Linked DNA regions of Homo sapiens: region 2 is linked to region 1. A link is a contact called in ENCODE Hi-C or POLR2A ChIA-PET data. All regions are on one chromosome and are shown on one strand. Each heading gives the region's core, a stretch centred on a gene start or an enhancer-like site at or near the end of the contact. The rest is flanking DNA. Distances are from core to core; before and after follow the strand shown. Region 1 overlaps MOB3B (MOB kinase activator 3B). Region 2 has its middle 11 kb from the start of MOB3B.

Region 1 (3,407 bases), core at 265-2,764:
TGATGTAGCTTAGTTTCTGCAAACGGACCAGTACTGAAATGGAGTTAATGAGCCTGAAACAGGGCCAGCTGAGCTCAAGTTTTGGAGTGCGCCGAGGCAACATGCCTAAGCAGAGGCCAGAATCCAAACCAATCACTGATACAAGTTTCTAGCAGGAGTCTGCTCACCAGTTAGACTCAAAGCAAGACTAGAGTTTTCTGAGCAATTAGGCTAAGGAGGAGGCAGGCCAGGGTGCTGGGGTGAGGGTGGAGAGTAAGGAGAGTGCAGGCCTGGAGTCTCTCTTGAAGGCCTGATGAGACAGCCTTGTAGCCCTGTCTCTGTTGCTCATGAAGCCTTGGTACTCAGTCAGGAACCCGCATCTGACAGAGCCCTGCTGAGTTTATGAATGTGTCTAACCACAACTTTCTGATCTCCAAGCCACATTCAGTGTGAGAGCTAAATCGAGTATGAAACGTAATAATTTCTCTGAGGCCCCATGCAGATTTGCCTTTCATCTCTGCCTTAGGAAATCTCCTTTCTCCCCAAGAAAATTTAATAAAAATTCCAGTAATTTCTGCACTTCAACCCATTTTTCTTTCTTCCTCTTTCCCTCCTGCCCCTCCCTTCCACTAAGCCCTCAAACATCTCATTCAATCCTTCCTTTTCAGGCACCTCTGAAAGAAAATAAGTTGCCTAAATGGCTTGTGTTACTTATTTTATCTTGTTATGGAGGCCAAAAAAGGAAAAACTCCTTTAGAATATGCAGAAATGCTTCGGTTGACGAAGGTCCAGGAGACTGGGGGGTGGGGATGTGTGTTCTGAGCTGGCTGTTAATCATTCCTGTTTTCATCATTTTCCCTTTTCTTTGGAAGAGAAAGGCCAACACCTGGGAATGAGACTCTGATCTGTGATCGGTGCTGGGCTGAACCTGGGCTTTTGTGGTCTGAAGAGTAAGAACCAAAAGGTTGTCTCTGGGGATACTGGAGAACTGCCCCCAAACACCTCAAGTTCTGCAAACAACTGGCAGATAGGCCCCTTTATTGAGCACCTGGTTACTGCCTCTTCTTTCTTTAGAGCTTGGCTCAGTGTCTCCCATCATCCGCAGACCCAGCTTCCCTGGCATCTGTTATTCTGCTCCTGAAATTTTCCTGCATAGATCACACATGGTAATTCCACATGTATCTGTGGGAGTCTCTGCTTCAGGTCTGTTACCTGCTCCAGACTGGCCACTCTGTGAGAGCAGGGACGGTGTCCAGCCTCCTCACAAGTGTCTCCTTAGTGACGTCTCCTTAGTGGCCTGGCACCTGGAGCAGGGTGGGTATGGAATAAATACTTGCTGACCGTTGGAATGAGAGCTGAGCTCCTGTGCCGCCTGCATACCCTGAAATCAAAGCTCAAAGAGGTGAAGGGACAGACTTGGGCTTTATAGAGCTAGTTTGTGATGAAGAGGGATCTGAATTCAAGTCTGTCTCAGAGCCTATGCTCCTTCTATTCTGCCAGGAAGCTTTGTAGGGTTTCTACAGCTCCTTTCATCTCATGCAAATACGATTGACACAGCTGGGGAAACGAAACTTGTTAGAAGACAAGGTGGAAAAGGGTAGTTTGGCTTTTACTTTCCCAAATGTATGTGTCACTGGGGGTTTAGGACACTGGTGAAACGCCTGGCTCTGGCCTCAATCCCATTTATGATTCCAGCTGTGGGACTTCTGTGCTGCTTGCCCTTAAGCAACTTTGCTAACTGCCAAAAGCCTCTGTTTTCTTGTCTGAGGAATGGTGATAATAATACCTAGCTCTTCATGAGACCACAAGGACTAAATGAGAAGCACAGCACCAGCAGGCACACAGAAGGCATCTGGCAAATGGCAGCCGATGTTACCAACGCTAGGAAGACGGCTCTTCTGAATCAATGCCAAGACAGGGGTGGCAGGAGGGCAAATGAAACAGGACAGGTGAAGCTGCCTCTTCTCCAAAGGATAAACTCTTCTTGGAAAGTATACTTGGAAGACATGTCATATATTGGAAGAGCATGTGAACTGTCCAAGGAGCTTCCAAAGGACATATGATGAAACCTGATTTCCTGGCCAATCCTTTGGGACCCCTGATGGCATGTCAACAACAACCAGAAGTGCCCATGTTTCTCCTTGAAACTGTTATTCATGTCTGAGGGCATTTGTGCTGTCCCTTCTGTCTTCAGAGTCCAGTAATAAGAGGGATGTGAAAATCCCTCTACAAGTCATAAAAACCACTCATTCTCAATAGTTCATGAATAAAAACAACATCCCACACACGTGGAAAAAGAAAACATACCTCCTCTGGCAGCGTGGCTGAGAACACACCATTTCCAAAATACTTGCAAAACAAGATGCAATCGGATCACAAGGCAAAAACAAAACAAAACAAAACAAAACACATGAACAACACAGATGTTTCTTAATAATATATATCCTCCTCCTCTTAGCTTATTCTCTTGCCCCTTCATCCATCCATTCTCCTGCCTCCTGCTCTCTGTCTATATATATACATACATATACATATATATACACACACATACATACACACACACACACACACACACACACACACACATACAGAGAGGGAGAGAGAGAGAAGCTTCGTGTTCTTGCTGATGCTGATGAAAATTCAGCTGCGAGGATTGATTCCTCTTAGCAGATGTTTTGTGTTATCTCAGTACGTTCCTCAAGAAAGTGTCTGTTCGTCATGCCAAGGAAAACAATCCTGTGTAGCAGGACTTTGTTCCTCTGCCTAAAAAAAGAGAAAACAAAGTCCCCAAACAAGCTGACAGCTGCAAATGCTTAGAAATAAACTGGCTACTACTCTGTTTTCCAACTCCCTCCCTCTGCCCCTCCCCAGCCCCTTTGTGCTGTCCTCCAGTCTGTTATCATGGTGGTTGGGCCAAAAGAAAGACAAACAGTGGTATGTGATTATATGTTCTCAAGAGAGTCTTAATTCTTTCAGACATGCCATGTGCTGGGCATAGGAAGTGCTGTTTCAGCCACCCCAAGGAGCAACCATGAGTCCAGCGTGCCTGCTCGTCACACCTCCTCCTACCCCTGAGCGCCACTTCTGAGTTGCTCATCAGCATCCCCAGCTCCCAGATGGCTGCCTTTGTCCCCTGCTTTCACAGCATGGATGTGAAAGGAGCAGTAGATTAAGAAAGACCCAAGATAACCCGTGAAAGATATTCACTGTGGATTGACAATAAAAGCCATTAGAAACAAACCCTAGACCGTGTAAACCTGACCAGTTTGCTGAAAATCAAATGGGACAAATGAGCCAGAGCTGAGAACAGGATGTTAATGAACTTCATTGGTTCTGGAAAGTCAGGCTGAGGTACCAGGAGTTTGATCAGGAATATAGGTCTAGGACTACCACACCTTCTGGTTTTTTTCATGAGCCCCAACCAGAAT
Region 2 (3,407 bases), core at 1-2,500, 170 kb after region 1:
CTCTGGGAGTAAAAAACTCTTGAATCTTTTTCTGGAGGTTGCATTTTCTAGTCTTTAAAAATGAGTCCAGTGCCTTTTCCCTGAATTTCTCCAAATTCTGACCATTCTAAGATATGGGTTCTAGCTCAGTGCTCCTCACACAGAAAGGTTCTAGTAAGGAATGAGAAAATACTTTCTGCTTTAAAGAAGAGCTACGCAAATATTAAATGAGAATAATTATATCTATTATTTATGGCGAATATTATTCTAGTACTCAGAAAAACTCAGCATAAGTTCATTAGAACAGTATGGGCCACATTAGAAAGAACATATTATCATTATGTTTGAAAAGCTAGGACTGGGTACAAAGTTACTACGATCGTATGGGCTTAGTTGGCCAAGTATGTTATTACAGTTTCAATGGAACCATCATCTTGTCAACAGAACACACAGTGAAACCTGCAGGGCCTTCCTCTGGCTTCATGACAGTGAGTAGACTCTCGCTTTCCCTAGGGAAGGCAGGGGCCTGGTAGGGTCTGAGCAAGAGCCTGAGGCATAGACTGTGCCCACCCTCCCCTTCTCCCTCCACTCATGCCAGTTTTTGGTTTAGAAAGCCAGCATTTTGAATATCAAGTCTCAAGACTTTCTCATTGTCCTCAGGGTGGGTTGCTGCCCCCCACACCCTCCTTGTTCCCATATGAAGGTCATTGACCCCTAGTTTTGTAAGGTGTTTATTCTTGCAGAATTTGGACCAGGGACTTTCTGTTCAGCAAATGATTCAGTGCATGTAGACCCTGAGGTTGTTTACATTTTCAGGAACTGCTATTGCGAAACTAAAAAGGTTTATTTTACGTAGTGGGGTTGCTTTTGCCAGATGAATTCATTTGCTCAAGTTATTTTTAAAATGTGCTTTCCCTTAGCTCCTTAGAGAAGCTCTGGTCTCTTGCCTGTGTGGGTCTAGGCCAGAAAAAAAAAAAATGTTGAGGCTATTAATGGAAGCCAGAGAAAATGTCTGGCCAAGGTGGATCAAAGAAGGTTCTCAGTTTTGACCCCAAATTTTAACTTTCTGAATGCCGGGCTAGCATACTAGCTGGTCCTGGCTCCAGCAGCTTAAATGACTCATGTGCCTAGAACCAGGAAGACCATGCATATGAGTTTCAAACTGCTCCTACAGGTATGTGTGGAAGGGGGACCCCTATGACAGAATATTCATCCAGAAGAAACTTGCCCTGCTGCCAATTGGAAGTGCCACAGTCCAGCAGCAGTGAGACTGCTGGAAGCAGTCAGATTGCAGAGCACAAACTCTCTAACTCATCGGGGTCAAGTGGCCTGAAATGATTCATCAGGCTGCTTTGCAAACATTTTATTTAACAATTGATATTTAGAAATAATTTTTTATGACAGTTTCTTATCTTTTGGGGGAATCAGAGACCCCTTTGAGAATCTGAGGAAGGCTATGGAGAAATATCTGATGAAGCCTGTGGGAAAAAAAACTGCCATCCAGAAAAATGTATATATGCAAGCTGTCCCTTAAAATGTTAGTGGTATCATTGGGATGACATCCAAAAATTGTCAGGGAAGTCCGTAAATCCCCTTGCTTCAGAATTTGGGGAAACTTTAAACCTCAGATTAATGGTATGTAGATACTATTCATTCATTCAGAGCTTACTGACTTCCTGTGTCATGGCAAGCACTATGTTGGAAGCTGGAAATACAATGATGTATAAGACAAGGACACAGCCTTGTGGAGCTCACAGTCTAATGGGAGACAAAACAAACCCATAATAATGATGCATGATAATGAGTTAAGTGCTATGCTAGAACTGTAAGTGTAGAAGCAAACAAGAGCCCCAAGTAGGGTAATCAATTCAATATATATTTAATAAATGCATTACGTGCCAGGCAGTTGGGAATAAGCTGGTGCATAGACAAGATCCCTATCCCATGGAGCCTTAAGTCTGGAATACTCTCAACTAAAAGTTAGAGGAGGGGCCTGGAAGAACATGATGCCCACCTAAGGTGAATCCTAAGTAAAGTTCACCCAGGTGAAGTGGGTAAGCGTATTGCAGGTAGTGGGAGCAACACGCACACAGGCCCAGTAACAGCAAGGTGAGTCAGGGGAAACTACAAATAGTTCATCAGGGCTCTCCATGAAGGCAGGAGCAGTGAGAGACAAGGGTGGAGAGGTGTGCTGGGGGCAGATCCCCAAGGCTCCTGTGCTTCACCATGGATTGTGGGTTGAAGGTTGTCAATGAGGGCTTTTTTTTTTTGAGACGGAGTCTCACTCTGTCGCCCAGGCTGGAGTGCAGTGGCGCAATCTCGGCTCACTGCAAGCTCTGCCTCCCGGGTTCACGCCATTCTCCTGCCTCAGCCTCCCAAGTAGCTGCGACTACAGGCACCCGCCACCACGCCTGGCTAATTTCTTGTATTTTTAGTACAGATGGGGTTTCACTGTGTTAGTCACGATGGTCTCAATCTCTTGACCTCGTGATCCACCTGCCTCGGCCTCCCAAAGTGCTGGGATTACAGGCATGAGCCACCACGTCCGGCCTCAATGAGGGCTTTTTAAGGCAAGTCAGGAGTTTCCTATTAGAAAGATCACTCTACCATAAATGGAGAAAATTGGGCAAAGGGGAGGGGATGGCTAGTGGGTGAAATCATGGAGACTAGAAGGAAGGAAGCTGTTGAATTAATCTAGACAAGAAATGATAAGGTCCTAATAGTGGCAGTGGAGATGGAGTAAAGTGGACGATGGGAAAATGGGATGAGGCCTCTGGAGAGCAGCTCACAGGCAATTTTTTTTTCATTCCCTACAATGACATTTGCCTACGGCAACACACTCTGCCACATGCAATGAGGTAGTGACTGGCTCAAGCTAAGGAAATAATCTTGTTACTGACGTGGTATCACCGGGAATCATGGCTGTATAACTGTAGTTTCATAATCAAATTTTGGAACTCTACATTTAATTGCTTAATGGTGATGATGATTATGACAGGAATAATACTGATAATAGCTGCAACCCAATTTTATTGGACACTTATTCTGTGCTAGTTACTGTTCCAAGCATTCTGAATTTACTAACCCACTTAATCTTCAAGTGACTCTATCGGGTAGGTTCTATTCTTACTCTTAAAGAATAGATGAGGACACTGAGGCAGCACAGACAGGTTTAATACCTTGTCTAAGGTCACACAGCTAGGAAGTGAGAAAATAAGGATCTGAGCCTTGGAAATCTGGTTCTAGGACGCAAACTTCCAAAAATTCTCCTATCAATTTACAATGACAAACATAAATTATGGTCTTTCTCCATAAAACTCAATTTGAGCACTAAAACTGACTTTTTACCATTTGTTATGAACATTCTGAACAATCACAATAAAAAGTAGTGCGGAGACACTATTCAAGTCTCTAAAAACATCTTAGGA

The links. A loop is a pair of places that touch in the nucleus more often than their neighbours do. ChIA-PET counts read pairs that join two places held with the same protein, here RNA polymerase II (POLR2A). Pooled maps may share reads with other maps.
Region 2: a pooled map shows a loop between it and region 1 (3-fold over the local background). The contact joins two enhancer-like sites. A Hi-C loop is called at or near these places in 1 of 168 maps with a recorded cell type or tissue (gastrocnemius medialis), 2 of 37 single-sample maps with no recorded cell type and 9 of 50 pooled maps. POLR2A ChIA-PET finds 5 or more read pairs at or near these places in 3 of 52 experiments (GM12878, MCF 10A and activated B cell).

Annotation. Positions count from the first base shown.
Region 1 is chr9:27,365,822-27,369,228 of GRCh38, forward strand. All of the region lies in intron 2 of MOB3B (MOB kinase activator 3B), which reads right to left. Among named protein-coding and RNA genes, the nearest start is that of EQTN, 70 kb to the left of the region's middle. RefSeq lists enhancers at 1,623-1,742, 3,260-3,407. Within about 2 kb of position 1,515, at least 10 of the 41 ENCODE cell types and tissues checked have a DNase peak (open chromatin) inside an H3K27ac peak, as active enhancers do; they include GM12878 and gastrocnemius medialis, where a contact is called at or near this core.
Region 2 is chr9:27,539,106-27,542,512 of GRCh38, forward strand. No RefSeq gene overlaps it. Among named protein-coding and RNA genes, the nearest start is that of MOB3B, 11 kb to the left of the region's middle. Within about 2 kb of position 1,251, at least 18 of the 41 ENCODE cell types and tissues checked have a DNase peak (open chromatin) inside an H3K27ac peak, as active enhancers do; they include GM12878 and gastrocnemius medialis, where a contact is called at or near this core.